Linked DNA regions of Homo sapiens: region 1 is linked to region 2. The links are chromatin contacts, found by Hi-C or POLR2A ChIA-PET in ENCODE. All regions are on one chromosome and are shown on one strand. The core of a region is the stretch at or near the end of the contact, and the rest is flanking DNA. Distances in the headings are between cores, read along the strand shown. Region 1 overlaps EPS15-AS1 (EPS15 antisense RNA 1). Region 2 overlaps EPS15-AS1 (EPS15 antisense RNA 1).

Region 1 (3,803 bases), core at 130-2,629, 35 kb before region 2:
TGGTGTACAATAAGTGCTCTTGAGATGTCTGAATCAGGACCTGTGATTCTTCTGTGTAATTTAACACATACTTATTGAGTCTTTCTTCTATGTCAGGTCCTGTTCCAGATTCAGGGAATATAAAGATGCACCTGTTCTTCAGAAGCTAAAAATTATTCAAAGAGACTGAAATAAACCTAGTTTCAACATAGTGTGACCCAGGAAAGTACAGAGAGCTGTGGGATCATAAGGAAGGACCCAGCCGGGTGTGGTGACTCACGCCTGTCAGGAGTTCGAGACCAGCCTGGCCAACATGCTGAAACCCCATCTCTACTAAAAATACAAAATTAGCCGGGCGTGGTGGCGGGAACCTATAATCCCAGCCACTTGGGAGGCTGAGGCAGGAGAATCATTTGAACCTGGGAGGCGGAGGTTGCAGTGAGCCGAGATTATGCCACTGCACTCCAGCCTGGCGACAGAGCAAGACTCCGTCTCCAAAAAAAAAAGGAACCTCACCAAGTACGAATAATGATAGCCCCTTACATTTTATGTTGACAGTTTACAAAGTACTTCTCAGATCTCTTACTCACTTGACCTTCACCAGGAATCCTATGAGATAGGAATAATTCTCCACGTTTTGCTGATATGAAACTGAGACTCAGAGAGTTAACAGAGCCCTAACCAGTAAGCTGGGCAGCAGCATGGAATAATAGAAAGACCACTAGCCTGGAGGCCAGGAGACTTTGCTTGTATGGCATGATTTCATTTGTGACTCTGTCATCTTGAGTAAGTAACCTTTCCTCCCTGGGGCTTGGTCTGCTCATCTATAAAGTAATGTGGTTAGACTAGAAAGGCTCTGAGATCTATTATTACCCTGATACTCTCTGGAGGAGGAAGTAAAGTCTTATAGTTGAAGATGGGGGCTCTAGAATTAAATGAACTGGTTGAGTGATCCTGCACAAGTGAAATAGCCTCAATGGCTTCATGATAAAGCAGAGAAATTAGGAGAACCCACTTCATGGGGTTATTATGAAGATTAAGTACAGTAGTAATATATGTGAATGAAACACATTGGTAACGAGTAAGTGTTCAGTGAATGTTAGCAGTGATTACTATTTGATCTACGAGGCTATGGTAGAAAGATGTCCAGAAAGTGCAGGGGCTCTTTCTACCACAGCATTTTTGTATGGTAGAACCTCATTCTGGTCACCCAGGGGAGCCTCGGAAAAACAGGCCTTTGTTTTGTAAAGTTGTAGAACAGTCTTCAAGTATCTCTTGAAAATCAGAGGTAGCATGGTATGCAGAAAGAATCAGACAAACGTGGCTTAAAATTCCAGCTTGGCTCCTTGCTAGCTATGTGGCCCTAGGCAGGTGACTCACCTCCTTATGACTCAGCCTCCTGATTGTAAAGTGGAGATAATACTCATTTTGCAGGGTTGCTCTGAGGCTTGAATAAAAGTATGTGTGCAAAGCTTTCAGCACAGGTATGGAAGAAAATACCAGAGATTGGTGAGGTCAAGTGCTGGATCTCTCTGGCTGCTTTTTGGGTATTTAAGCCTGAAGACTCTGTGCTTTCTGCTTCTAGGTCTCCAAACCAGTGAACATGCCAAGTTTTATGCCTTCTCAACCAGGTTGAAGCATTCAGCAATGAGAATGAGACCTTGGTGTTTCAGTTTTCAGTAAAACACAAGCAAAGGAAGTATTGTGGTGGCGGATATGTAAAACTCTTTCCTGCCACCCTGAACCAGGAGGATATGCACTCAGGATCCAAGTATCACATCATGTTTGGTAAGCTCTCTGATAGCAGTCACTGTCAGCTCCATTAGGTCCTAATGACAGCCACTGTAGTTGTTGAAAACGCTCAGATTCACTTGGAACAGAAAATGTCTAATATGATAACTCCACCCCGCCTCCATGTGGCAGGACTCTTCAAAGACCTGAAAAAAGCAACTCTAAACCTGAATGTTAATATAAGTAAACCACAGAGGTGGGGAGGCACATGGTACCATATTAAGAAATCTATAGCACAGGGAGACATTTTCCAGTTCTCAGAAGAGGAGAAGGAGGTCATCAGCTACGTAGACCCTCTCACAGGTACACTACAATAAGGCATTGTACTCTGCCTCAGTGAGAGAAAGGCACAGGAGGTCAAGGAAGTGACCTTTTTTTAGCATCTGAAATGTGTCCAGAGTGTTGTATCTGTAACCTAAATATGTAACTAGGCCTCCTTGGGGCAGTCCAGATCTTACTTAAGCACGTGTGTGTTTTGGATAGTGAGAGTGGTAACATGGGAGGTAAGGTTGAAAATTAAGTTAAGGCTGGGTGCAGTGGCTCACCCCTGTAATTCCAGCACTCTGGGTGGCGGGGGGCTGAGGCGGGTAGATCACTTGAGGTCAGGAGTTCGAGAGCATCCTGGCCAACATGGTGAAACCCCATCTCTACTGAAAATACAAACATTAGCCAGGCATGGTGGCTAGCACCTGTAATACCAGGCAGGATAATTGCTTGAACCTGGGAGATGGAGGTTGTAGTGAGCCGAGATTGCACCACTGCACTCTAGCCTGGCTGATAGAGCAAGACTCCGTCTCGAGAAAAAGAAAAATTAGCCAGGTGTGGTGGCGGGAGCCTGTAATTCCAGGTACTCAGGAGGCTGAGGCAGCAGAATTGCTTGAACCTGGGAAGCAGAGGTTGCAGTGAGCTGAGGTTGCACCACTACACTCCAGCCTGGGCGACAGCCTGGGTGACAGAGTGAGACTCTGAGACTCCGTCTCAAAAAAAAGAAAAGAAAAGAAAATTATGTTAAATCTATTCCCAACTGTTGGCAGATAAGGCTTTCTGGGCTCAGAGACACTGATGATCTCTAGAGTTCCCTCTAGAGTTTTTACAAAGCATAAAGGGCCCCAGGCTCTGTTTCTAGGTAGCCTTGGGTTTGAATACCAACAATGCTACTTACTAGCTGTTTGTCTTTGAGCAACCTGCTTAACTGTTCTGAGCCACAATTTTCCCAGCTAAAAGTGGGGGATAGTAACACCTACTTGTAAGAATTAAATGACATGGTATAAAATGCCTGACACAGAAGGGGTTTCTGGTTGGGTTTGGTCAATGGGAGCCCTGGGAGATCAGAGATGGAAAAGAGAGTTGTGTTCCTCAACTGAAAGTCAGCTTCTCTCTTGCCTGTCTTTTCCACAGGATTCTTTCTTCCAGGCTCTGGCAAGCACTCCTTCTAGCCCCTTTAGGCCTAGGGGTAGAACCCCATTGTTGCTAGCCCTGAGCATAGCACTATACTTTATGTTTTCACAATGTCCTGCCCCAACCTTTGTAAATAGTCCTTTTATTAAATCCTTCTCAAATAATCCCAAATTTGATTGTGCCATCTATATCCTGCTGGGACTCTGATTAATACACATGCTGTGTTTGTCTTGGGTCTTGGCCTTAGACCAGGCAAACTGCCTTAAAGCTATGTGAAATTATGCTTTGGGGTTTAATTTCCAGGCCCTGACATTTGTGGCTTTGGCAACAACAAAGTACAGGTCATCCCTCATTACTGAGAGAAATACCATGAGAACAAGACCATCAAGTGCAGGGTGAGTGTGTGCTGGTCCTCAGCCAAGGGGGAAGGAGATGCATTTTATATGTGTTATCTCATTTAATTCTTACAAAATCTTATAAATTAAATACTGTCATCTCCATTTTACAGGTTAAAAAGTAGATCTAGAGAAATGCTGTAAATTGCAGGATTTCATCAAGGAGCAGTTGATCCAAAAGCCTAAGAAGTTATATGAGGTCCTCCTGTGGAACAATGCTTGGCATAGCCCAGTTCCCCA
Region 2 (3,701 bases), core at 1,040-3,539:
TGGCCTAGAAGCAATTACACTCCAATAGGAATGAGCACATCTGATGCCCAAATCTTGGTTTCTAAATACCATTCCCCACTAAAGAGTAGCTCTTTGGAGAAATGGCTGATTTTCAGGACTAGGCAGTGAAAGTACAAGATAAGCCTGGAACATCTTATTATGCCAGAAAGCAAGGAGGTGTTAAAAAAAAGTGATGAAGACATGTCAAAAGGACACAGGAGCTAGTTTGAAGAGGCTCTCATTGGCCAAACCTGGGACAAGTTGAACATTTAAAAAATAATAAGGGTAATGTTTATAACTCATTAAATAAATTAAGAATACATTAGTTTATACTCATGATAATAATTAGAGAGAAGGAAACCTTCTTGCTTACAGTAGAATGCCAACTAAAAAATGTAGATGGAATGATAGAAGTAGAAAATCACCAGTTTGCAACTATCACAGTAATTGATTCAGACAAGAATTATCAATGAGTGTTGAAACCATTGGGCAAAAGTTTGAAGAGGAACAGGATATTTACATAGTTTCAAAGTCCCTCTCTACAGATTACCATTACTTACACAGGAAAAAATACTCTACAGTGAAGAAATCTGGTAGATACCACCTTAATCCGCTGATCAAAGTGAACACCATCAATAATGGGACCAAGTGACACCACGTTTCTCCCCATATGATGCACTGAGAAGGACACAACATCATATAACTAGGATTTCTTCCTGGAAAAATATGTAAATCCCTTCATGAGAAAACATGAGACAAAGCCAAACAGGGGGAGACACTACAGAACACCTGGCCAGTACTCTTTAAAAATGTGAATATCGTGAATAATAGTGAAAGACTGGGGAACTATTCTAGATTAAAGGACACTAAAGAGTTATAACAGGCTAGGTGTGGTGGCTCACACCTGAAATTCCAGCACTTTGGGAAGCAGAGACAGGAAGATCACTTTGAGGCTGAGAATTATAGGCCAGTCTGGGCAACATAACGAGACCCCACCTCTACAAAAATAATTTTTTAAAAAATTAGCCAGGCATAGTGGTGCGTGCCTGCGGTACTAGCTAGCTAGTCTGGAAGCAGGGGTGGGAGGATCGCTTGAGCCCAGGAATTCAAGGTTGTAAGTGAGCTGTAATTGAACCACTGCCCTCCAGCCTGGGTGACAGAGCGCGATCCTGTTTCTAAAAAATAATAATTAAAAGAAAAAAAACCTTTTTAAAAGTCATGACAGTTAAGTATAATGCATTACCTGGATCAGGCACTGGATCAGAACCTGATGGGGGAAAATACTGCTATATAGGACATTATCAGGCCAATTAGTGAAATTTGAGTATGGACTGTATATAAGCACTATGTCAATTTAAAATTTCTGGATTTGATTGTCATACTGAGTGGGTATGTAGGTATATAAGAGAATGTCCTTTTCTCAGAAAATACACATTGAAATATTTAAGGTATTAGGGGTAACTACTGCAATTCAAATGGCTCAGGAAAAAATATACATATCCATGTATATGCATGTAGGCATATGCCCACACATGAGAACTTCTGGGGCATCTGGGAATTCTTTGTAATATTTCTGCAGCTCTTCTGCAAGTTTGAGATTATTTCAAAGTAAAAAGTTAAAAAATAAAGTGTAAAGGTGGGCACGGTGGTTCATGCCTGTAATCCCAGCACTTTGGTAGACAAGGGCGGCGGGGTGGGGGGTTAACATTTGAGGTCAAGAGTTCGAGACCAGCCTGGCCAACATGGTGAAACTCTGTCTCTACTAAAAATATAAAAATTAGCCAGGTGTGGTGGCATCCTCCTATAGTCCCAGCTACTTGGGAGGCTGAGGCAGGAGAATCACTTGAACCCATAGGCAGAGGCTGAAATGAGCCAACATCAGCCCAATGCACTCCAGCCTGGGCGACAGAGTGAGATTATTATTTTGTTTTTAAAAAAAAATAAAAAGTAATAATAATAATAAAGCATAGATGAAGAAATAGAAACAGTATGGAGATAACTCTTTAGAAAATTTCACTGTGAATGGGAGCAGAGAAATGGAGCCAAAAATAGAGTCAGGGTCATAAGATAGCTCTTTAAAGACAGAAGAAACTAGGTTTGTTCACTGATCAGAGAACCAAGGTGGACTTCAGTCTCTCCCTTTCAAGACGAGGGGCTTAGATCAGACATCCTGTAAGGGCCTTTCCACCTCAGGCCCTTTGTGACTCTATGACTCTCCTACCCTCTCCTAGATGCCTAGAGTTCTTCTGAAAACATGTTTTATTCCTTAAACTGCAACCAGGAAAAGACATTTGGGCCACCACCACTTGAGGGCAGTAGAAAATGATGCTGCACGCAATTTGGTGGTTTTATTGTTTTGGCTGCTGGAAGAAAACAAAGGCCTTCACATGATTTACCCTCAAATGTCTTAGGGCAAATAAAGGTCCCGTGAACACACCACTTTTTCCAAATGTTTTAAACAAGAAAAGCCCAAGATAAGTTATAACAGGGGGTTGAGGAGTAAGAGGGTGAGAGGGTCTCACATCTTGAAAAAAGCTGGCACATACTGTAAGTTTAATAAAGAATAACTGATAACAGAAAAATTAGAGCCTGTCAGAATTGAAAGGGATCCTAGAGGAGGATGAATAGAGCCCCTTCGTTTTATAGGCAGGACCCTGGGTCCAGAGGAGAGAAGGGGCTTGCCCAAAGACACAGTGACATGGTAGAGAAATTAATGGTTTCAATACTTATCTGGCTAGCCTGTGAAGAGAGAGATTCTGATATTTTCAAATGACATAATAAACGTCACTTGCAAAAAGCGTGGCCCCATCACTGGTATTGGTACTGAGTTCTGAAAACACTGTGACAACACAGTTGTGAGGCTGTGTCTCTTGTGGCTTCCTCTCCCTGGGAGGATCTGACTGTTCACCTTTAATTCTTATCCACTTCAACGGGTCTGAATGCCCTGGACAGCATAGTTCTGATCCTATCCAACCCACTCCTCACCCCTTTCTGAGAGGAGCTTCAGACTGCTGAGGGATCTTAGACTTTCCTACCAACATCAGGGGATGAAGTTGAAGGCCATTTGGAAAAAAAAGTGAATGAGCATGTGACAGAACATTATTTGGAAAGAAACAACATTATCATTGCCATAGAGGGGAGATGATCTTAAAAAGACAATCAGAAAATCCAAAGCATAAAACTTCCCTAATATGACTTAAGGACATGATGGAGAATAAAATTACTAGACTGTTCAAAACAAAAAAACCAGTATGACTTCATAACATGATAAACAGCTGGGAGCATTTTTTTTTTTTTGAGATGTAGTCTCACTCTATCGCCCAGGCTGGAGTGCAGTGGCACGATCTCAGCTCACTGCAAACTCCTCCTCCCGGGTTCAAGTGATTCTTGTGCCTCAGCCTCCTGAGTAGCTGGGACTACAGCATGTGCCACCACTCCCCGCTAGTTTTTATATTTTTAGTAGAGATGGGGTTTCACCATGTTGGTCAGGCTAGTCTCGAACTCCTGACCTCATGATCCACCTGCCTCGGCCTCCCAAAGTGCTGGGATTACACGTGTGAGCCACTGCGCCCAGTCAGCATCAATTATTTAGAATAATAACCTCTAACCCCTAACCTCAGTATTATCTATTCCTCTGCAAAAAAAAAAAAAAAAAGAAAGAAAAAAGAAAAAACAAAAGAAAAAAAAATGCCCAGGCATTA

The links. A loop is a pair of places that touch in the nucleus more often than their neighbours do. ChIA-PET counts read pairs that join two places held with the same protein, here RNA polymerase II (POLR2A). Pooled maps may share reads with other maps.
Region 1: a map of GM12878 shows a loop between it and region 2 (3-fold over the local background). The contact joins two enhancer-like sites. A Hi-C loop is called at or near these places in 6 of 168 maps with a recorded cell type or tissue (GM12878, K562, PC-9 and 3 more), 4 of 37 single-sample maps with no recorded cell type and 11 of 50 pooled maps. POLR2A ChIA-PET finds 5 or more read pairs at or near these places in 4 of 52 experiments (MCF 10A, Panc1, T-cell and 1 more).

Annotation. Positions count from the first base shown.
Region 1 is chr1:51,567,512-51,571,314 of GRCh38, reverse strand. All of the region lies in intron 2 of EPS15-AS1 (EPS15 antisense RNA 1), which reads right to left. It also overlaps a transcript of OSBPL9 not described here and the pseudogene CALR4P. Among named protein-coding and RNA genes, the nearest start is that of OSBPL9, 48 kb to the left of the region's middle. RefSeq lists enhancers at 1,688-1,847, 2,008-2,057. Within about 2 kb of position 1,379, at least 16 of the 41 ENCODE cell types and tissues checked have a DNase peak (open chromatin) inside an H3K27ac peak, as active enhancers do; they include GM12878 and Panc1, where a contact is called at or near this core.
Region 2 is chr1:51,533,800-51,537,500 of GRCh38, reverse strand. The region is part of intron 1 of EPS15-AS1 (EPS15 antisense RNA 1); the gene reads right to left. It also overlaps a transcript of OSBPL9 not described here. Among named protein-coding and RNA genes, the nearest start is that of EPS15, 16 kb to the right of the region's middle. Within about 2 kb of position 2,289, at least 6 of the 41 ENCODE cell types and tissues checked have a DNase peak (open chromatin) inside an H3K27ac peak, as active enhancers do; they include GM12878 and Panc1, where a contact is called at or near this core.